Linked DNA regions of Mus musculus: regions 2 and 3 are each linked to region 1. Evidence: chromatin loops called from intact Hi-C (ENCODE). Cell type or tissue: left cerebral cortex. All regions are shown on one strand.

Region 1 (8,000 bases):
GAAATTAAATAAGTGAACTGGTTCCTTTAAGACAGAATATACACATATGCACTATTTATCTACTTACTATTCAATACAGTAGTATTTCTCTGTGCCAGTGTTTAATTTCCTTCACATCACACATAGTTATAGGCAGCTTTGGAATATAACCCATGGTTCCATTAAAAGAAGCAAACAAAAAAAGCCAAACTCCTGTCCTTGTTTTTATGTGGATACGTGTTGTCTGCCTTGTCTCTGTTGCATCTGAATACGATATTCTTAAAGCACAGGGAAAATAATCATGCATATCAATTAAATATAATTTTTTGTGGCCGGTAAATCTATGCACACCATATACAAACACAGATTGACGAGGTTTTTTTTTCCCCATTTCTCTTTGCAGGTAACCATCATTGGTTAACGATGACCGTGTATCTAATTTGTATTTTACAGGCATAAATATTGTATTGTATTGTACTGTATTGTATTGTATTATATTGTATTGACTGTGTGTTTATTTTACATTTTTGTGCAAAAATCATTTTGGGCTGAAAACAGTCTCCATTGTTGGTTCCATAAGAATTCTTCTCAAAACAGTAAACGATGTATCTACATTTCTTGTTGTAGTGTTGATTTAGCCTTTCCAATGAAGAATGTTCTTCATGACCGTTAATATAAAAATTTAACTGATCTTCATAGAGAACCTTGGGCCAATCAGTACTGAGGAATATATCTTGTTCATTCCTTTATAGGTATATATATATATTTTATTACTTAGACACTCAGTTCTTTCTCATGGATTTTACTGGATGTTATACAGTTAAAACCCTAAGCATGGTCCTTGGAAAAACACATAATTTAGATCTATGAAATTTAGGTGTATATAGCAATATCTTTCAGGCTTTCGTTATGGAGAAGAAAGAACACAATGGAGTACAGTAGGCTTCCTGAAAGACTAAAAGAATTACAAAGAAAACTCCATTGTAGGCCATATATTCATGAATGTAGTGTTTATACTTAAGAGAATAAGATAATGGAGATGGCTGTGATTTCTAGAACCTTCCATGCCTTATATCTCATCAGAAATGAAGCCATATGCATCCTTAAGAGGGTAGTAGTATATTTCCCATTGTCCAGATCAGAAAGTACATACACAATAACATTATGTGACTAACTCAGCCAATAACTGGAGTAACTAGGTCTTAGCCCAAATGCTTCTACCCCAGAGCTGATAGGCATAGCACAGATAAGCAAATGAGTCTTACCTGTTCCTTATGCATCTCTATTTGAGCCACACACAGGCTCAAATAAGTATATTCAAGTTACCACAGAAACCAGAGGGCTCAGAAATCCTTGGAACTGGAGGTATAGGCATTTGTTAGATATTCAACATAGGTGCTAAAAAATGAACTCAGATGTTTGCAAGAATGAACGGTATGTGTTCTTAGCCACTGAGTCATCTCTTTTGACCCTGTTCACTCCATCACACCTGTCTTAGGTACATTTTGAGTACATAGAGTTAGTAATTTTCTGGTAAAACTGTGTGATACATGATGTATCAAGAGTTGGTCTTATACATGGGGCCTGTTCTGTGCCATCTGCTGAAATCTATAAGAACAAACCAGTATATTCTATGTCTGTTCTGCATATCATGTGATTTGCCTTATCACATACTGGGGCAATTCGATATAACTCACTAGATGGATACTTAATCAATATAGATGGTTCTGTTAAGAACTATTTCTACTGTCTATGAATTATACAATAAGCTTAGTGTCACTGATTATGAGTGAGGACAGCTATAGCAAAAATCTAGATTCTTCATGTGAGAAAAAAATCCTATGTGTGTGTGCTGGACACCTCAATCCTAATCAGGCTGCAGCTAGATTTTTATGAACTGAACCACACAAATTTAAAATAAACTGTCTAAATTGCTCAAAGTGCAATGAACATATCAATATGACACTTGAAACAAGAAAAAAAATCTCTGAAATGAAAATTCCCAACTGGGTATGGTGGTACAAATCTGTAATACCAGAACTCAGGAGGATGAGGCTGTAAGACCATGAGTTCCAAGTTTAGCCTGGGCTACTTAAAACAATTCAAAACTAACCTTCCATTTAAAATCTAGAAACTAGTTTTCCCCTTTATCCAGAAGAGATTCGTCATTTGGCTAAATAAAATATCTCACACTATTGAGGAAGTAAAGCAGGCATTGGCTGACAGGGCTTTCGGGGGATAGAGGGATGAATACATAAAACACACAAGTTTTAAGACAGTACAAACATTCTGGAGGTACTATAAATAGCACACACACCATTTTTTATTTGTCCAAATGTAATTTTGCTCACGTGAAACTTTTCAAAAACAGTTTTTAAGACATTCAACTTTGATTTTGAAAATTGTATTTATATATTTACTTATTTTAAATTCCAGATTTTATTCCTCTCCTAGTACACCCTCCGACTATTGCACATCCACCAGACCTCTAAACTTCCTTGGACCTCCAGTATCTTGAGGTTTAGGTGTATTTTCTCTGACTAAACCCAGACTTAGCAGTCCTCTGCTGTATATGTGTTGGGGGGCTCATATCAGCTGGTGTATGCTGCCTGATTGGTGGTCCAGTGTTTGAGAGATCTTGGGGGGTCCAGGTTAATTGAGACTGCTGGTCATCCTACAGTGTCGCCCTCCTCCTCAGCTTCTTCCAGTTTTTCCTTAATTCAACTTCAGGGGTCAGCAGCTTCTGTCCATTGGTTGGGTGCAAATGTCTGCATCTGACTCTTTCAGCTGCTTGTTGGGTCTTTTGGAATGCAGTCGTGATAGGTGAGCGCTCCATAGCCTCAGTAATAGTGTCAGACCTTGCGGCCTCCCCTTGAGCTGGATCCCACTTTGGGCCACTGGAACTTCTTTTCCTCAGGCTCTTCTCCATTTCCAACCCTATAATTCTTTCAGACGGAACAATTATGGGTCTGAGTTTTGACAGTGGAATGGAAACCCCATCCCTCACTTGATGCCCTGTCTTTTTGCTGGAGGTGGGCTCTACAAGTTCCCTCTCCCCAATGTAGGGCATTTCGTCTAAGGTCTCTCCCTTTGAGTCCTGAGAGTCTCTCACTTCCCAGGCTTCTGGTACACTTTGGAGGGAACCACCAACCTCTTACCTCAGGAGGTTGCCTGTTTCCATTCTTTCTGCTGGCCCTCAGGGCTTTAGTTCTTTTCCCCACCCAATACCTACTTATGATTTGTCTAGGTTTACTTATGCCCACCCTGGCTGTATCTGTTTCCCTTGAGAGAGCCGACCTGTGCATCATTCAGTTATGACATGAGCCCATTTCTCTATTTAGATATTTTGTTTTGAATAATACCTGACATCATGCTCACCTATTGAGAAGTACAGTACCTGTCTTTAAAAGAAAAAGAGCCAGGCAGTGGTGGCACGTGCCTTTAATCCCAGCATTTGCGAGGCGGAGGTAGTCGGATTTCTGAGTTCAAAGCCAGTCTGGTCTACAGAGTGAGTTCCAGGACAGCCAGGGCTACAAAGAGAAACCCTGTCTTGAAAAACAAAAAAACAAATAAATTAATTAATTAAAATTAAAAGAAAGAAAAAGAAATTATTGTAAATGCACACACGTGAACAGTGTCCTGTACTAGTAGTCATTAATAGAAGTTACCGTTTCAGTTATTTTATAGGACTCTTAAGGCCATCTTAACTTGCAAATGATTATGTAAAAAGCCAAGGTTTTGTTGAGAAATTAACAGTAGAATGCAGTGTTTGTTAGGCATATGGTAAACAAGCATGCTCAAAACCATTCAAAGATGTTCATTGAGTAACAGATTCTGCTAGAAGCTTTCAACCAACTCTGCCTACCAAAAGCTATGCTCTGAAGGCTCTGTACTTTCCAAACTACTTCCATCCTTAAATATAACTAATTAAAAAGCAAGTAAATCTTTAACTGTCTTTACTTAGCTTTATCTTCAATGCTGTTGACACACACACACAAACCCACTTCAATATGCTCACACAAATCACATTCCATGTTTCTCATTACTGCAAACACTTCTTCAGAAACTGGATTAATCATCTTTCCTTGACACGTTTGCCAGAACTCAGAAATGGAAGGGAAGACATGCCTGAAGAGCAGCTTAGGCAAGATCTGAGTCCAAGAGTGTTCATTTCTGCTTCAAATCTTTCTGGAAACCTTTTCCATGGTTTCTGTGTTGCAAGAAATAGCTGGTAAATTTTTATCTCCACCCCCTCAAATAACACAGTTCATCTGCTTCCCTTTTTTATACAAATAGGAGAGAAGGAAGCTGTCCGTGATGATCTGTAGAGAGTAGGTGTGTGTGAGAGCTGCTATTTGAACGGTGGTGTAGGGGCTGATGTCACGATGGCTTCCCACACAACAATATGGGAAACCACATTAGCAGCAGGAATCCCAGTTGGCAGAATTGCCCATGTACCTGCTAAAAAGACAGTTATTTGAGTCAGACATCCTTAGGTCACCTTTGAGAAGTCAGTTATTATTTTTTTAAACCTTAAGTGATGCATAGTTCCTAAAATGGACTACAATATTCCAAAGTCTTTAAGAAGTACAGTGTGATAGAACAATAAAAGACTATTATACGTGTCATCACTATGGCTACATTATCACAGACATATGTCAGTCTTCCAGCAGAAATTGAAAACGTCAGGAAGTCAGAAAGGAAGGAGTCTGAAAAACAAGTAATAAATAAATTGCCACAAGTTGAGTAGAAGAAATACTTGGCAAGAAATGGTGACTTCAAGAAAGCTTAGAAGTCATTGCTGGTAGGGCTGTGCTGTCATTATAACTTCTCCTGAGAATTATGAAAGGGGGAATCATAAATTCAGGATGAGGAACTTCCTGAGACCCTTTCTCAAAAGAAACTCAAAAATTAAGTAAAATAAACAGGCCTGTGAATGTAGGTCAGTTGTAAAGTACTTACGTAGCATGTGTGAGAGTCTAAATTCAATCCTCAGCACCATACACATGCATGCATATGCTGAATACACGTGGTATGTATGCCCACCTATACATACCCATAGGAAATGCTACCCTGGATTCTGACCAGACCAAGATGACCTCTTGGCTTTTTGTGGTTGGAGTATTAAGATGAAAGTGTCTATCTGTGATAACTGATGACATATTATCAGAAGTGGCTAGACATCAGTGAGATCCTTCAATGACTTCCAGGAGTACTGCTCACTTACATGCTTTTTCCATAATATAAAAGAATATATATATACCAGTGACTTTAAAAGGTGCCCTGAGATTATCTTCCTAAGACCAGCATTCTGCTGCAAGGGGGAAAAGGGGGAATTTCTAAAATAAGTGTCATTTGACCTTTGCTATCAAGTACACGTCTACACACACTGTATATATAGACCTAGTAACATACTCTGTATAGGCATGCTACCTCCTATTGTTTGCTATATTACAACATAGAAATTGCTCTGTCAGATGTCTATCTCCTTCCTACCTTAGCATATGCTGATTGTTACTGTGGGAAAAGTTACCAGGCCATTCTGACCCAGTCAATTTATCTGGTATAAAGTTCTAATAAATCCATTTCTATATTATTTCCATGTGCTTGAATTCTGCTTGGCGGTTATTCTTTTTTAAGTTTTTCTTGGAGGTGAGCAGAGCTCATTCCTACACTAGGACTTATCCAGGTTTTAAACATAGTGATGTTCAAGTTTTGTCTTCATCAAACATCTGAGTTTAAAACAAACAAACAAATCCACTTCAAAAGATGCTCATTAAATAGAGAAGTTTGCCATTAAGTATGAGAGACTTTCTCCTTCCATACTTATATATGAGATACACTTTATATGACAGTTGTTGTCTGAATCCATTCAGATGTTGCTCCTGAGGAAATTCTGTTGATATCTTGGACTTCTATTACCCAGACTAAAAACGTTGCTCACCTAAGAGTGTGTTTCATTATCTTTAACTGAATTTCTGCAGGTTCTGTTATCAGTGTTGTTTGAAAATTGTTCCCTTCCACACTTGAAAAATAGTGTATGATTTTTTAACCATACCCTATAAATAGAATCACACTATCAATCTCTGTAAATCCATCAAGTAGCAGAAAGACCAGATCAGCCTAAATTGGTTTCATGGACTATAAATGAAAGGTTTTGCATAGACCTGAGTCCAAGCTAAGTTGTTCTCCAGAAGCCAGAAAAGATGAGAGATTCCATTTCTCTCTCTCTCTCTCTCTCTCTCTCTCTCTCTCTCTCTCTCTCTCTCTCTCTCTCTCTCTCTCTCTTCCTGTCATTCACTCAGTTTACATTGCATTGTTCTTTGTATAGACAGCTTTTCCCCACATTGCACCTCCAAAGTAGTATTTAATATGACTTTCAATCCAAAACAACACAAAAATTATAATTCTTCCTCAGTTTCATGTGTTTTGCAAATTGTATCTTATATCTCGGGTATACTAAGTTTCTGGGATAATATCCACTTATCAGTGAGTACATATCATTTGAGTTCTTTTGTGATTGTGTTACCTCACTCAGGATGATGCCCCCAATGTCCAACCATTTGCCTAGGAATTTCATAGATTCATTCTTCTTAATAGTTGAGTAGTACTCCATTGTGTAAATGTATCACATTTTTTTGTATCCATTCCTCTGTTGAGGGGCATCTGGGAACTGAAGAAGAATGAAGACCAAAGTGTGGACACGTTGACCCTTCTTAGAACTGGAAACAATCACCCATGGAAAGTGTAACAGAGACAAAGTTTGGAGCTGAGACAAAAGGATGGACCATATAGAGACTGCCATATCCAGGGATCCATCCCATAATTAGCCTCCAAACGATGACACCATTGCATACACTAGCAAGCGTTTGCTGAAAGGACCCTGATATAGCTGTCTCTTGTGAGACTAGGCCAGGACCTAGCAAACACATACGTGGATGCTCACAGTCAGCTATTGGATGGATCACAGGGCCCCCAATGGAGGAGCTAGAGAAAATATCCAAGGAGCTAAAGAGATCTGCAACCCTGCAGGTGCAACAACATTATGAACTAACCAGTACCCCGGAGCTCTTGACTCTAGCTGTATATGTATCAAAAGATAGCCTAGTTGGCCATCACTGGAAAGAGAGGCCCATTGGACACACAAAGTTTATATGCCCCAGTACAGGGGAATGCCAGGGCCAAAAAGTGGGAATGGGTGGGTAGGGGAGTAGGGGGGGAGGGCATATGGGGGACTTTTTGGCTAGCATTGGAAATGTAATTGAGGAAAATACGTAATAAAAAAGTTAAGATTTAAAAAAATTATAATTCATTTGATCATTTTGTAAATTAATAGAAATTATATTTAGTGTACATTTTAGTTAAGACCAGAAACTGAACAGAATATATAGGGTCCCCATCATTCCCTTCTAGTTATTCAGGCTGATTGTGGTACATTTGTAATGTAGATAAATGAGAATTGATGTTCATTTATTAAATAGGGGCCTGTAACTTAAACTGGTGGCCACCCTTTTTTTTTTTGTGTAGTGCATAAGATTGGAGTAATACATGGAGTCTTGGAGCTATCATTTTAATGATTGGTTTGACCACCCTAAAACTTCTATATTCTATGGATTGACCTTTCTTTCTTTACCCTGATCTTTTTGCAGCTAGAGACATTTTTGTGGGTATAGCTGTAGACACTCTAAAGAGGTTTTTATCTTTCCAAAATTTTCCCATTTGGAATCAAACTATAAGTGACATTTCCAGACTTCCTTCTTTAACATAGCAGAAAGTACTAATTGGTCCTATCCATGTCCTATAGATCAACTCTTTTGATGAAATATGCTCTCCTGCTGATGGATGAGTTTGGCTTTTTATTCACTTGTTGACAATGAGTTTGCCTCCTATAGGTTCACAAGTTGGAGCACATGGTCCTGCATTAGTAGCATATTTTGCTAGGGCAGCTGTGTTACTAATGGGTGAACTTTGAAGCTCAAAATTCTCCCACCATCTTCAATGAATGTGTTGCCTTTTTATTG
Region 2 (8,000 bases), 400 kb before region 1:
AAACCCTGTCTCGAAAAAGAAAAAAAAAAAAATAGGACACTTCCACAGATAAGAGAGAAAGTGACATTCCTTTTCCAGAGGTAAAGAGCCAATAGGAAGATAACATGAGATTTATTATGAAAGCTTACCATATTGTTATAAAGGCAGAGAAAACATACAACCTGCCATCTGTAAGCAGAAGTAGGAAAAATTATCATGGAATCCTCCTGAATGACTCTGAAAGACTAAATCAAAGTCAAACAAGTTGGCCAATTTCTAAACCCAGTTGAAGGCCTATGACTTATGTGTCTATGAAGGCTCTGATTTGTGTGGTCATGAGAGGAAAGAGGTGCATGTCTCTCCTTTATTTTTGTTATATTTAAACCTCCAATAGGTAGTTCTACAAGGTATCAGACCATGGGCTACTCTATTGAAGTTGTCACATAAAATCAAGCATTGAAGAATAATTGATAGTAACTAAATAACAGTAGTATCCTGTCCCGCGGGATTCAGTTATTCGTGGGTGCGAGGGGCACCGCAAACCTGGAAGGAGATGGGAGCAAAAGAAAGAGGAATAGGAGACCAGGAAGGATACTTATGGAGGTCTTGTTTATGGTGCTGAGGTGCCTTCTTTTTAAAGAATACATAGCAGGGAATATGGGAGGGGTCGAGGGAGAATTATACAAAGAACAAAGAAATGGGCAATTGCTGACATGGGGGGCTGAAGTCAGGCGCCAAGCAGCAGGTACTTTGCATCTTATCTCCGGAATATTGATCCTCCTTCACAGCCTTGGGTATCAAGCTGGGCTCAGGCGCAGCTCATGTCCTTGGATGTCATGGGAAGAGATAGGGAAGAGGGGACTGTTATTCAAATTTTACAGCCTTAGGTGTTAGGAACGGAATAAGGAGGAAGGAGGTGGCAACCAGCTCTTAGCACAAGGTCCTTTGGCCTGTTAGGGAGATTGTGAAGGGCTCACTTTCTCACGGGATGGTCTCTGACACAGGAGAATTACAAGTGCTCATTCTTGTTAGCCAAATGTAAATCCCCATTAAGAAAATTATGTTATTAATGAGATAAGATGTCAAAAGCCAATTTCCAGATGTGTGCTATGGTGTAATTGTCATTGCTTTGTAAAAGAGATGTTGAGCACTGAATGTCTTATGCAAGACCTGGTTTGACTTGTATGGCAAGGAGTAGAAAATACACCCAAGGTCAAATTAAGCCCCACCTATGGCTTTCAGGATTGAAAAGAAGTTCAGGATGTCTTCTTGCCTAAGAGTATCATGATTCTACTGATACCTGAAGCCAGTGAACAAACAAATTGCTCACCTGGAGATCCCAAAGCTATATCTATATTTGTATTGTTTCTTCATATCAGAAATATTTCTAGGATTGTGGTAACAATTCTAGAGATTTCCTTTCTTTACCTGAATCTGATAAGATGCATGCTTCAAGAACAACCTCTATTCTGTTGCAAAAGTGTAAGACTTCATGTTTAACTTCAATGCACCTTCATCAACTACTCTAAATCTGCTGTGTTCTTAAAGTCTAGCCAAGAATCTTGAATGGGATCATGTCTATCTATTCTCTTGGTACTCTTCTAAAAACCTTCCACAAACCATTTCATTACATCCAGGAAATAGTTCTATGGCACTTCCTAACTCAGTGGTTTGTAAGCAAGCACAGACAAGGACATTTGTAAGAGCCGAAAAGCAATTCTGGGAAGTAGAAGATTCAGAATTCTCTTAAAGTCAATATTGAAAGAGCATTCCCATAGAGCCTGACAGCCTTGACTATTATTCCTGGTGTATCTAACAAAGACAAAGATTTTTGTGGAGAGTCTACTTCCTTCAACAACGTGATTTTCAGCCCTCAGAGCCCACTGAATCCCTGCTTGGTCTTTTATGTCTTTACAGATTCCCTACTTTTCGTACAAAGTTAATTTATTTTCTGGGTTTTTTTTCCTTATTTGTTTTCAATATTTGTTTCTGTTTTGATCCCTAATACCACTATCAGTTTACACTCTACTATGCACAGAAACAAATTATTTTTCCTCCTACCACATTGATAAAGTATAATTTCATTTAACAATATGCTATTTTGACTTTAATAAGCATTCCCAAGAAGTCCTGTCTTACAGAGTTAGTCACCAGTCCATGGTACCAGTAAATGGTGGATCGGGCCTAGAATGAGGACATTTGCTAGAAGACAATGATCTCAAGAGTGAGGACACTTGTTAATGAACCTTGCCTCTTCTAAGGTGATGCCAGACAAATATTCTATATAATTTATTTAGACTTAATATAGGAAGGTAATGGTCTTAGGAAGTCTGCAAGTTATAACTCAATGGCATTTTCCTTAAGAAGTCAAACTGAAATGACATTTCCCATTAGAGTGTTTTGTAATAGTATATTCAATATTTAAAACTATATTTTTCCAAATCTTTTAAGTTATCAAGAAGTTAAATGCACATCTATTATCTGTTTTTATTTAATTAGATATCAGATTATAGAGCGTGGAAATTCCCTTAGCTATCCCCAGCACATAAAATATTGACATAAGATAAATTAAGAATACAATATGTATGCACTTGTTTTAAGATACCAAATTACACACATAAATTTCCTTATGATAATCTATTGCCTGTAGTGTTCTTAATGTGATTGTGTAAAATAACATAAAATGGTTTAAAACAATATAAAGGTTGTGCATTTATTTTATTTTAGTGGGGTTTTCTCAGAGTACATTCAGTGTTCTTAAGAATAGTAATATTGGAAATGTTTATTCTGACAACTGGAAAAATATTTCTAACGTTTCCTAGAAAAAATGAATATTACCTAATGGAACCATTTTTTTTTCTATTTAACACTTGCCACCCTTCAAAGAAAATAAAACTCTGAATATAAAGAACACATTAAAGCAATAAGTTATTATGCCTGGCTGTCAGGCTTATTAATGCTTAATTCAAATCAACTTCCAGGAACAACTGAAGAAAGCAATGGAGACGAAAAAAAAAAAAAAAATCCATGAGTGGTGGTTGAAAGAAAACAGAAGGTGTAATCAAGGCTTCATTCTTTCCTAATCTATACCAAACTCTGTGCAGTGCCGGGTTTGGCTTTGTTACACAGTGCCTTAATTCACAACTTCTGACATAATTCATTATCTTCTTTCAAAGGAAAAGTCTTTTAGTTCTGTGCTTTACCAAAGCATTATGTGGGCAGAGCTTAAAGAGATGCAGCTGGGCTGGAGAGCTTCGATGTCTGGGGAAACTGTTCTCACCCACGCCTGTCTCCTATGCACAGACACAGCCTCAGCCTCTGTGCCTGTGTACAGATAATGATAACAATGACAACGTCACTGTACTGGAGTCGTGAGTTAGCAAATTAAGGCACATGCCTCCCATCACTCCCTGCAAACAGAACATAATTCTTCTTTGATTCAGACTTTTAGAAAACTCAAACAAATGAAGCCTAACCACATACTGGAGGTCGGTGCCCATTTGTTGTGTGTGGCTTGCTTCTCCTGAATTCATGCTTTGTTAAGAAACATTATTTCCTCCCACTCTTAAAGCTTAACATTTCCAAAACTGGGACAACTGCCTCCTGGTTGTACATTTTTCAGCTTTTGATGACATGGAATAGGGGAGGTAAAATATACCTGCCATAACTCTCTAGTGGCAACTGAAGAATTACCCAAGACCTTCACCAGGCTGAGTTTCTCCATTTGTGCCTCTGAGTTTAGGACTAGAAAATTTACACTATTGAATCTATTAGTCACACATATATGTCACCAAACACAAAAGGGAAGAAACATTTACTCTGAGGTACAAAGGGACTTAGAGTCAAGTCTTAATCATTCATTAAGTGTCATACTCTGTCTCAGTATTCATCAGTATACCAGAATTATGTCTGACTTAGAGACTTTACATGAAATCTAAATCATATAACTCAGAGAAGAATAAAATACTTCCTTGCCTAATTGATATAGGTTCTATAACAATTAATGAGTAATTATTACATAGAGCTTTATTAATGGCTGACAAAATTCATTCAGAATGAAACACAATGACAAAGTACTTTGGTAATGTTAAGCATGGAATCACTCTCCTAATTTGAACCCACTATTGCCTAAATATTTTTTACTGTAGATATTTTGGAAGCTTGCCTTTACTAGAGAAGAGGGCATAGAGAAACAAGATGCTTGCTGCTCTAAGTGAGCTATATAAGGTATTGAGACATGTTAGTGGAATATTACTGCTTATTCCAAGTGACAATCGATACATAAAGAGTGTTTATTGTCTGCATTGATACACACTTTGTTTTCAGATACAGAAGATTAATGTGGCCTAAATTGCAACAATGATTTCCATATCTCACTATATAATCATTTCTTCTAATGTGTTAAATCAGAGTTTTAAAGCCGCCACTAAGTGATATTGTGGTGCATTTAACATTGCATCCTTTTTTTTTTCCTTGAATTGATTTATAAGTCTGTTAACTTATTAAGCCATTTACACTAAAATTTTGAAAAATCTCAATCATTTAAAATAAACATGACATTAAATAGTAAGAATTAATAACACTCTCCATTGTGGCAAAGCTGTCTGCTCCTTGTCTGGCTGCCTGACTCCTTATGGAATTAAGAACAGGATGACTTGAGACTACACCTCTAGAATAGCTAAAGCTATTTCTGGAAAGAGAAGCCCTCTCCATTATTGAACTTTGACTATTTGGTACTTTTAGATTAATTATTGTTGTGAATGGAGTTGGCATCAAGGAAACCATGAAAATTAAGGACTGCGTAGATACAGGCTCCTTGTATATTCAGGCCACTAAGCCATAATCAAACCACAGTTAAGGGAATCTAGATATTTATTTTGGTATCCTAATAATACAAGCCAGTAGTGAGTGGGTTTTCACTGGGGACTGGGAGTTCCAGTTTCTATTACCTTATTTAACTGAAGCATTGAAACTCCTTCAGGTCACATGACTATGGTCAGCACTATACCAATGGATGGTGCACCAAATTTTCCCTTTCTTTATATAATGAGCTCATCTCAACCAATGTTTGTGAAGAACTTTTCTACACAGTTGTGTATCCCTTACTAAAATGTTGCAAATTCCAGGTGCTCTTGGATTTTGTAATATCAGCATACCCATCATGTAAAACCTCTTTTAGCCAGATGAAATTGATTTTCTGCTATCTTTACTGGGAGGACTCTGCTCCTTGCAGACTTCTGGAAAAAGTTCTTTAGTCTGTTTACCTCTCCAAGGGGCAACACACTACATGAGAGCTCACATCTAAAAACATGAGCAGTGACAGAACACAAATGAGTGGGTAAGTTAGATGTCACAGCCACTTACAATCTAATCTCCAAGTGACATCCTGTCATGAACATGAGTCACTGGATACACTTCCACAGAAGCATGAGTAACCGGAATTGAGAAACACTAAGGACTCTGTCAGGAATTGGCTTAAAACAGAAAGCAAGTCCTGCTTTGGCTCTTTGAGAGACTGGGAAAAAAAAGGATATCTGGGATTCAACTGAAAACATACTGGGTATGGCCAGAACAATATTAGAGCGGTGCAGCCACTGCAGATTGAATGAAGAACCCATCCCTGGCATCACTTACCTTCAAGGGCCTGTTCAGGTTTGCAGCATCATAACCCATTGTCTTCTGGGTGACTGAAGCACAGAATCAAAAGGCTGCACTTCAACCTCTGTTCTGTGGACTCACAGGGAGAGAGCCATACTTGGTTATCATCAATATTACTATAAAACCTTCCAATTCTGAAAAATAAAATGTTAATTCTCTTTAAATAGGTATACAATTAGTGAATAAATTAGATAAAATACAGGGTCAGGAAAGAAAAGTTAGTAACTTTACAAAATTTTCTCAAATTTCAGTAGCTTATGAAGTCCAGTGTCCATGCAAGTTTAGTTAAGAATAGCTGAGAAATAGATGCGCTCACACAATCATATACTATCTTATGTTACTATATTAATGACTGATCTAGAATTGAATTATGGGGTTGAAACTTAGGGGTGTAATAAAGGACCTTAAAATACTGAGAGTGACACATTGAGATCAGACAGCTCTTTGTTTTGATAAAATATATTGGAAAGGGTATAGATACATATAGGTATGTGAAAAGTGACAAAGGCATGATTATTAGGAAAAATAATAGAAAAAATTTAAGAAAATCCAAGAAAATCTTTAAATGGAAACTGCTCAGGGCAGTGGTAAGATTTGAATGATTTGTCTGCAGTCTGTGTGGTTGAAGCCCGGTCTTTGGTGTAGAGGTATTGATGATATAGGAACATTAAGAGTGAAACAGCTTAGCTGGAAAAATTAAGCCTTTGTAGGTAGTGATGTTTAAAGGGATTAAAGCTTCTCTTCTAACATCAGATCTTTCAAGTACAAGTTGTCATCAAAGAGGGAACCAGTTCCTCCATAGTCTCTGCCTTGTCATCTCACTGTGAGATCCTCCCTTCTTCCTTGTATCCCTGTCACGATGTCTTTGATGAAGGTAAAATGCAGATGGGAGGACCCTCATCAAAGGCTGTGCAGTGAAACTACACAACCTTACCTTGGAGTTTCATTATCCAGAATGGTTAGGAAATAAACTCTTTTTAAATGATTATTATTGGTAAAACCACAGATTTAAATATTTAGTTAGCAACAGAAAATGTAATTATGCATTAACCTATTAAAATGATTTTGTTATAAGTACATATGTTACCCGTTCTGCCACCTATTTATGTAGTTGTCTATATTCTGTTTGTTATTTATCATCTTTCTTCATGGTAAAGGAAAATGTGAAATGTAAAAGGCTTTAGGAAAAAAGAAAGTGAAGATGTGAACATGATATTGGGAGGACTCCTCACTCTTATCTTTCTTCTGCTCTTCCTTCCCTGTTTTACTTTCCTTGGCAGTGTTTCCCATCCTCACAGTCTTGTAACTCTGTTGGATGTACAGCTCAGTAGCTCTCCTTCACCCCCTTCTGTAGTGGGAGGTTGTGACCCCTCCACCAAGAGGAAGCCACAGGGATTGTGAGATTGCCTAGGAACAGGGAGCTGAACAGATATTCTCATGTTGTAATAGACACTATTCCCCTTAATTGGTACTGTATCAGAAACAATTCATGGCTTTTCTTCTTTGTCCTTTCAATGCCTGCTTGTGTAAATGCACCATTTTTTACAAGAACAATAATTTTTCAAGCAGTTTTGTCCATTTATAAATAATAGTGAGAGGACCACACAACTTTAGCATAAATAGAGGTAATGCATTTGGAAAGTTTATTTATAATTATGGAAATAGAGTGCCTCAAAACATGCATGGATTCTTTGCTTTCATGCACAAAAAATATTTTATTTCTTAAAGAAATAGTACATATAGACTCCCACTGAAGATTCACTTAATATCCTGTCTCATGCTGAGTATAATGCTAGTCTCTGTGTATCTTTCTGAGGCAACAGTGACATATTTGATGTTTTTATCCATGTTTGCACCAAGAAGAGGAACAAATTAAAATTCAGAGGTGCTTTTACCTGCCTGATTGTTAAGCTACAACCTCACAATAATATAAAAGGCAGATGGTTAAGTATGACACAACAAGGGGACTCATCTGTTTGAACACACACAGAGAACCAATTACTTGGAGCATTGTTCTGCCAGAAACTAGATTTAATACTACAGGAGATCGCATATTTATTATTTCCTAAGGATAATCCACAGAACATATTCTATAAGATGTTCAATATAAATATTTATTTATAATGTATTTTTTTAAATTGAGAAATATATATTCCTTCATATAATAAAAGATGCTTTTAGATATAATAATGCTACCAACTTGATAGGGCAATGTTGCTTTTCAGTCTGTCTTTTTTTTTTTTTTTTTTTTTGTATGTAAGTTGCTGTTATCATTGTTCAGTTGTTTAGACATTTGTTGATTTTGAAATAGACTCTTGTACTTAGCCCTGACTGACTTTAGTCTCATTTCGTAGCCCAAGTTG
Region 3 (8,000 bases), 1.4 Mb before region 1:
ATCAACGAAATAGTAAATATTCATTATGTAAGGTTAACTGTAGGGTTGGTGGGTCTGAATCTGCTCCACTGGTGTGAACAGCCACTCGGGGAGGCAGAACCCAAGGAGTTTGACTGCACTTATCCCATGCCTCCACTGGGGCGGGTGTGGGGCTGTAGGGAAGCCCAGGGATGGGAAAGCAGAGTGTGAAGTCTGAGGTATGGGGAAGCCAGAGCTGGCTAGGAGGTCCCCGGGCTGGGGCCAGAGAAAGGGGAGCTCTAGCTAGTTCCAGCAGGGAAAGTCCTTGGCTTGATGCTGGCAGACTTAGTGGTGGTTGCGACTGGGAGTGCAGAGAGGCCTTCTACAGGAGTCTAGACTGTGGTTCTGTAGGCAAAGGCCTTCTCCATGGCTCCCCACGGCAGATCTCAATGAAAAGAGCCAGTTCATGTCATGGTGGAAAGTGAATGCTTAAAACCACACCCCAGTTCTCAGGGTGCACCTGAGATTATATACCTTTTGCAGGGAGGAATGTTTGCGAAAGAAAGCTTATTGGCTATGCCCCCCGGGCCCTCTAGACACCTCATTAACAGGGAGAACTCTGTCTTGAGTCTATGTGACCACAGGTCAAGTCTCTTTTCCTATTGTCTTGTCTGAGATGTTAGGGATGCCTCATTTATCCGTGGCAGGGCTTGGGCCATTGCCCTTGAGTGACTGATGGCCACAAATTTAAGGGAATATGTGTAGCTACTTGACAGGTGCCTGGTGCTGGGAGCAGACAAAGCTTCTACCGTTCCTTCAGGGTCTCTGGGGCTTCAAGCCTTTTGCTTGGCCTTACCAGGCTGACTCTCAGGGTCCACAGCCCTGCCATTAACTGTATATCACGATCTGCACAAGTCCTTAAAAAGTGTACCATCTACTCCCCATAACTCTATAAACTCAGAGTTATGGGTGTCTACATATCATAGATGAGAAAACGAAGACGGATGACTATGTAGCTTATCCAGGGCTCTATAGATAGCAGACAAAATAAGGTTTCTCAAACTGTCTTTTTAGATTTATTTATTCTACGGCTGTTTTGCCTGCCTGTGTGTCTGTCTGTATACCATGCACGTGCAGTATCCATGGAAGCCAGAAGAGGGAGTTGGATCGTCTGAAACTGGAGTCAGCGCTATGTAGTCCTAGGAGCTGAATCCAGTATATCTGCAAGAGCAACAAGCACTCTTAACCCACGAGTCTTCTCTAGCCATAGTTAAGATGTAACCCCCTGCCTGCTTGGCTGCCTGCTCTTAACTGAGTTTGGTGCCATCGTGGAACAGGTAGTACTTATAAAGAAGTTCTTGGTCTCTTAAAAGCCATTTCAGCTTTTTGTACTCTTGGCTATCAGTGTTAGCATTTACAATACAAAGTCAAGGGTCTAAAGTCATGCTAGAACTATCCAGCTGAGTGTATTAATACCAGAGTTCTGGTTACTCAGTGTTGTAAAGCTGGAACATAGGGGTGAGTATTGAAGCAGCCCAGGTAAGGAACCCGAGAAGCACTCAGGTCTTTAGGAGCAAAATCTAGGTATAGAAATTCCTGCACTGGGTGTGGGATTGAAGGTTGCTGCTGGCTGGCTAGTGTTCAGACTCTGGGAATTGTCTTATATCAGGTATTTAGCCCACTTAGAAATCCCACTGTGTGTGCATGCCTATGTGTTTGCATGTGCGTGTGAGTGTGTGTGTGCCTCTGTTTATGTGTTTCCATGATACTGTGTGTGCATGCATGTGTGCACATGTGTGTGTTCTTTCACAGTACCTCCAACATCTTCCAGTGAAGGTCCAACCATGTAGAGGCCAGTCAAAAATGCACCTGGAAAATTGCTGATTTCCAGCCTTGCATTGCAGAGCAGAATGAAGAAGGTAGGCCTGAGCTGAGAGGATGGGATAGTACAGGGACAAGTACCATTTCCAAGATTAGACTGAAGATTCAGTCTGGTCCACCAGGACACAGTGGAAAAATGTGTTTTGGGGTGTCCATGGGCTGCTGTCTGAGAAGTGATCAGACCTGGCCTGTGTGACTGAAGACCGATATACTTCCCCACAGCAAGCACTGTGCATCCAGATAACTCTTCTCTCTCTCTCTCTCTCTCTCTCTCTCTCTCTCTCTCTCTCTCTCTCTCTCTCTCTGTGTGTGTGTGTGTGTGTGTGCGCGCGCGCGCGCGTTCGCGTGTGTAATGATTGGCATGAATTTTGGGCCTGAGGCCAACTACAGTCTTTCAATCTCCAACAGTTGCCTTCTGTGTGATCTTAAAAAAGGAAGGCACATCCCCTTCAGGGTCACTTCCAGGAGTCACTAACGCTATTGAGACTTTTTTCCTTTTAGCCACACATCGTTTTAGTCGAAGTGTAAGAAAATCTGTCGCTGCCCCGCCACCATGTCTAATTTCCTGGGAGACTTTACTTCTCCTTGAATTACCCATTTATTCTTGTGAGAAAGCGCTTTGGGGTGGAGGAAGAGCCAGGCATCCTGTAGAGGAGAAGAGAGAGCCTGCAATTTGAAATGCTGAGTGGCAATTTCGCTTTAGCTAGGGTTGTCACCGGACTGATGAATGGTCCCCCTGTAGCATACTAGTGATGTTAAAATCTCCCTCAGGCTCCAGTCTAGCATGCGTCACCCATGTACATATAGGAACGCTAGGTGGCGCTGTGGTGTCAAAGGATCGAAGGAGAGGGAGAACCTTGTGGAAGAGAGAATTTATGGAAAAAGCAGGGGACTGGCAAAAAGCAAGGGGCTTGCAGAAGCAGGGGAAAATGAATGTGCATTCTCATTCAATGCCCTTCCAGTTCAGGTGAACATTTCCCCTTTTAGATCTGGGCATGCATAGGAAATCTAATTACGGATGCGAACTACATTTGATGCTTTCAAATCAAATCGTGCCATGTATTAGAGGCATCCAGCTGACTGCGGGTGCCAGCGCATCCTAGCAGTAGAAACCTGGCTTCTCTCCTCTCTCTGTTTTTGTCTCACTTTTCTTTTTTCCCTCTCCACCTTTCCCACGCTCTTTCATCTTAATTGCGCCGCTTCCCTCTCTCTAACATCCATCCAGTTTGGTTTAGTAATTTTGGAATCCGTTCACTGATATTGTAGAGTTCTGTTTCCTCCAGTAATATCTTGAGAAAGAGGGTGGTAAAATAACATCCTTTATTCCACAGGCATTATATGAACAGTAACTGAGTACCTACTGGGTGCTGGGAGCCAAACTAGACACTTTCACATTCATTTATCTCAGTGGAACTTATGTTCTGCGGGATTCGGCCTATGTCACTAGTAAGACAGAAATCAGAGCATTAAGAAGTACCTGTTGTCCTACATGTCTTCATTGCTGCTTCGGAGACTGAACATTGCTGCATTATCCCTGGAGTTTACATGGTTTCCTCTGATGTTTCTGTGGTTTCTGGAGTCTCTCTCTCTCTCTCTCTCTCTCTCTCTCTCTCTCTCTCTCTCTCTCTTTCTCTTTCGTTGGATAGCTTCTTTATTTACACTTCAAATGTTTCCTGGTTTCCCCGCCTCCTGGAAACTGCATATCCCATTCTCTCCCCCACACCCCGCTTCTATGAAGGTGTTACTCCACCCCCATAACCACTCCCACCTTCCCACCTCCCCACCCCAGATTCCCCTACACTGGGGCATCTATTGAGTCTTCATAGGACCAAGGACCTCTCTTCCCATTGATGCATGACAAGGCCATCCTCTGCTACATATGCAGCTGGAGCCATGTGTACTCCTTGGTTGATGGTTTATTCCCTGGGAGCTCTGGGGACGGGGCTGGTTGGTTGATATTGCTGTTCTTCCTATGGGGTTACAAACCCCTTCAGATCTAGAGTCCTATCTCTAACTCCTCTATTGGGGACCCCACACTTCGAGCACCTGCCTCTGTATTTGTAAGACTCTGGAAGGGCCTATCAGGAGACAGCTGTATCAGGCTCCTGTCAGCATACAGTTCTTGACATCCACAATAGTGTCTGGGTTTGAAGACTGTATATGGGATGAATCCCCACATGGGACAGTCTTTGGATGGCCTTTCCTTCAGTCTCTGCTCCATACTTTATCTCCATATTTGCTCCTGTGAGTATTTTGTTCTCCTTCTAAGAAGGACCAAAGCACCTACACTTTGGTCTTCCTTCTTCTTGAGCTTCATGTGGTCTGTGAATTGTACCTTGGGTGTTTGGAGCTTTTGGGCTAATATCCACTTAACAGTGAGTACACAGGAGTCAGGCTTTCCTGAGATCCGGGTTCTCCCACTTCCAGTCCTGTGATAGCTCCTCAGCTCCTCAGCATTGCATTATTCTTATGTGAGAAAATGGGGGCAGCTATTCTTACCTCACAGTGTTATCTTGAAAAGTAAACGAGAATGTGGATGTCAACATTGAGAATGACAACTGGCACACAGCAAGCCCAGGAAATGTGAGCTTCCGTCATCGTCCTCCTGATCTTCCAACCGTCAAAGAGAAAAACAACTACTCCCTTTCGCAGATGTGGAATAGTAGTTTGCATACTTCCCTTGCCCCCAGATAGGTCTCTGAGGAGTGTGCCGGGTTGAGAGGGAGCGCTTCATTCTCACTAACAGTTATCAGGAAGGATTTCATGGCAGAGCCCACGTGAGTACTTGGATGCTTCAGGAAATCAGAAGAGACTTCTGAGGTCAAGAGGATCATGTACTCTGAAGTGAATCAGATGAAACCTGCATCCTTGCTCTTGTTGATTTCACACATGCATATTTTTAAAACCACTTTAGTGGGCCTACGTAAGCCATGGTTATTTGGGGGAGGGACATAGGGCCATTTGGAGCTCTACTTTGAGATCTCTTGCAGGCTGTGGATTCTCTGTCAGATACCATAAGACAATTTAAAGAGCTTAGCAGGTGCTCTGGATGCTCTGTGTAGATCTAATTACCTTGCGGGGCTCTCCTTCTCCCCTATCCCAGCTGCTGTGGGTGCTGGTGCCAATGGCTTATAACTAGTCCTTCTTTCCTGATTGTCCTTGTCCTATGGCAGTGCCCTCCATTCACAAACACAGGAATTGTCACCGGCCATGACTGACAACTGCAGAGTAACCCTCTCCAGTTCTTCATGGTCCAAGTTATGCTATACTTTACACTTTTTGAGCACTTCTTGGCTTTAGACAGAGAGTAACCTAGGATGTATTTGAATCTTTCCCCTGGACTGCAGACTCTCCCTCTTATCTCTGAGAATATTTGATATTGCATAAAATACTTGCACAAGAATCCCCATCTCAGATGCTGCTGCAGAGGACCAGATCTGATAGAGGGGGACATAGATGACGCAAGATACATAAAATAGGCCACAGAACACAAGCGTGAGGACAAGGGAGGATGGGCAGCTCTTCCATTCCCTCTGTCTCTGCTTTCTCCTCGCACTGTTAGCTGGTGGCACTCCAGTTAGTTCCATATGTTTGGTATCTGTTTTAGAAGGATCTCACTGGTAGGGAAGGGTGTATCCAGTCACCTTGGGGTAATCTGATTTCACAACAACGTCTTTTCTCTTGTGCTCTAGGAAGGTTTCTACACAGAGATGATGCTTACTTACTTACTCAGGCTGCTGAGGAGGTGTGATTAGCTCACTAGGGCTGCGAGGCCCAAATTCTAGCAAGCAGTTTCTTAAGAATGGGCTAGGTAGATAAGAAAGCGCACAACCACGTTTTGGTGTTTACTTTAGCAGCCCATAGCCTATTTTAATTATTCTGAAATAATTATCTCTGGCACACAGCTGGGCTTGTCTTCCTGTGACTCGTGAGTCTTTCCGGCACACATGAATACATCAAGAAGGCTGAAAGGAAGGGCTGGAGCCAAATGACACATAAAGAGGCTCAAAGGGAGAGGCTCAGTAAATGACAAACGTTGGGCCTTTGAGGCCATTGAGGACATTGATTAGAGACATTATGTCTTTTTGTCAGACCCAAACAGTTCCAGCTATGGAGATGAGAAATGAATGAGCCTCAAGGATGCCTGGGAGTGAGAGCCGTCAGTGCCAGGTGAAGGTCTGTTAACGGGAAAGGCACAGTCGTCCAGGATGCTCCTTATAGACTTGTGGTCAAGAGCAAAGGTTTAGATAAAGGCAAATAAATTGGAATCTGTATTCTGTCTCTTTTTTTTTCCAGTTCCTGAGACAAAAGCATTTTACCTTTCAAAGTATCAAAGACACATGAATTGGAATCTATATTCTGTCCCTGTTTTTTCCAGTTCCTCTGAGAAAAGCGTTTTATCTTTCAGAGTACCAATGTCCTTATGTGCATTATAAAATTAGAGAATGTCTTCCTGGTGTTGTATTATCTTCTTCCCAAGTGTATACTGAAGTTTTGGCACAGGGCAATCTTTGCCCATACATCTCCTTTGTTAGACATTACTAATCAATCACAACCTCTTCTATAGTTGAGTCTTAATTAGAATCCTATCCCCTGACAGTGGTGTTCCATGAAATCATACACACACACACACACACACACACACACACACACACACATATATATATACACATATATATATGAGACACGCATATATGTGACACTAAATGGAGTGAGCATGGTGTATTTGTATATGTATGCATTTGTATACATGTAATAATAATAATTAAAGAAAAAGAGGCCATTATTTTGAGAGGGAACAATGAGGTCATGGGACAGAGAAGAGGGAAGAAATAGAAGGGGTAAATAATGTATATTTTAAGTTAAAACATACAGAATGATGTTCCATATATCATTAAGGATTGGATTATTTTAGGTAACACTGCTTACTCAATGCTCTGCAGACAGTTACAATTGTAGTCTGTAAAGCTGGAACTACTTTTGATAGGGATGATAGAAGCCGTGATACACCCCCCACCCATCTCAAGGTGCATGATGAATAAGTTAGTTAGTTGTGCAATTATGAGGGACAGGAAGATCCACCATCTGCTATGCTGTAAGCCAACAGTGAGCACGAGTATGCTCATCAGTGATATTCTCACTCTGTCTGTCTGATTATTTCACCAGGCCTAACCCTAACATATGAATATCTATATGGATATATTTATTCCATGATCATGCTCTAATGAATGTATTTATATATTTTCAAATCTTATGCCTTCTTGTTAAAATATTGCTCTTATGACTTGATCTATTCCTCTGCTTGGACTCTAATTTCGGTCAATTACATTTGCTGAATATCTGTTCTATGTTAGGTGTTAGTTTCTGTCTCTTTAGAGTTAATAACATGGTAGAGATGAGCAGATATGATCTTATTATTATTAATTATGGTACACATAACATGATATTGCTAAGTTGCTAACTATATACATAATATAATATTGTGATATTACTAATTCTGTTATGCCTCCACAAACTTTAATCCAGATATATACACTGATTTATAGAGACAGAGGCTGTATGTTGAGCTGAGCCTATAAGGAGGAGAAGGACTCTTTCAGTGGAAAATCATTTATAGTTTGTGTGGAGGCATGGGCTTGTATAGGGGCATGGCTTGCTTGAGGTTAGGGTGTTCAGAAAAAGTGAGTGCTTTGATACTTAATTTTACATACATATTGTCTTGACTGGGTTATAGAATTTCCAGGTTCATTGGTGTGTGTGTGTGTGTGTGTGTGTTTGTTTGTGTGTGTGTGTGTGTGTGTGTGTGTGTGTGTGTGTGTGTGTGTGCTTGACAGAGAGAGAGGTGGGGGAGGAGAGAGATTATGTTTGACTTTAGCATTTTAACCAGCTCTGTCAGTAGAGTAGATTGTCCTCCCAGGTGAGTAGGTTTTACCTAATCTATTGAAGGCCCAGATGGGCATAATGAAAGCTGGTGAAAGGGGCCATGCATCTCCTTTCATTCTTACGGATGAGACAGCCCATCTCCTTTTACCCAGACACTGGAATTTGTACTATTATGCCTCTTGACCTAAGCTGAATTACACCACTGATTTTCAGAGTAGCAGATGGGTTTCTCCTCCTTCATAATTGCATATGTCATTTATTTATAATAAATCTTAAGG

Evidence for each region. Peaks named below come from ENCODE experiments on the same cell type or tissue, not always from the same donor. Only the 100,000 strongest peaks of a DNase experiment are listed, where the experiment ranks them.
Region 2: a loop joins it to region 1, with 12 times the contacts of the local background. A loop is called at or near these places in 3 of 42 quality-filtered maps.
Region 3: a loop joins it to region 1, with 8 times the contacts of the local background. A loop is called at or near these places in 2 of 42 quality-filtered maps.

Annotation. Positions count from the first base shown.
Region 1 is chr6:110,534,756-110,542,755 of GRCm38, forward strand. No RefSeq gene overlaps it. Among named protein-coding and RNA genes, the nearest start is that of Gm20387, 110 kb to the right of the region's middle. In left cerebral cortex, no CTCF peak of the experiment used is centred here; DNase peaks (open chromatin) are centred at 4,125, 4,316, 4,791 and 4,892; H3K27ac peaks cover 306 bases.
Region 2 is chr6:110,134,159-110,142,158 of GRCm38, forward strand. No RefSeq gene overlaps it. Among named protein-coding and RNA genes, the nearest start is that of Gm35467, 400 kb to the left of the region's middle. In left cerebral cortex, no CTCF peak of the experiment used is centred here; DNase peaks (open chromatin) are centred at 3,267 and 5,399.
Region 3 is chr6:109,148,133-109,156,132 of GRCm38, forward strand. No RefSeq gene overlaps it. Among named protein-coding and RNA genes, the nearest start is that of Gm6749, 270 kb to the left of the region's middle. In left cerebral cortex, CTCF peaks have their summits at 1,105 (motif pointing right) and 2,653 (motif pointing right); DNase peaks (open chromatin) are centred at 1,145 and 2,668; H3K4me3 peaks cover 740 bases; H3K27ac peaks cover 808 bases.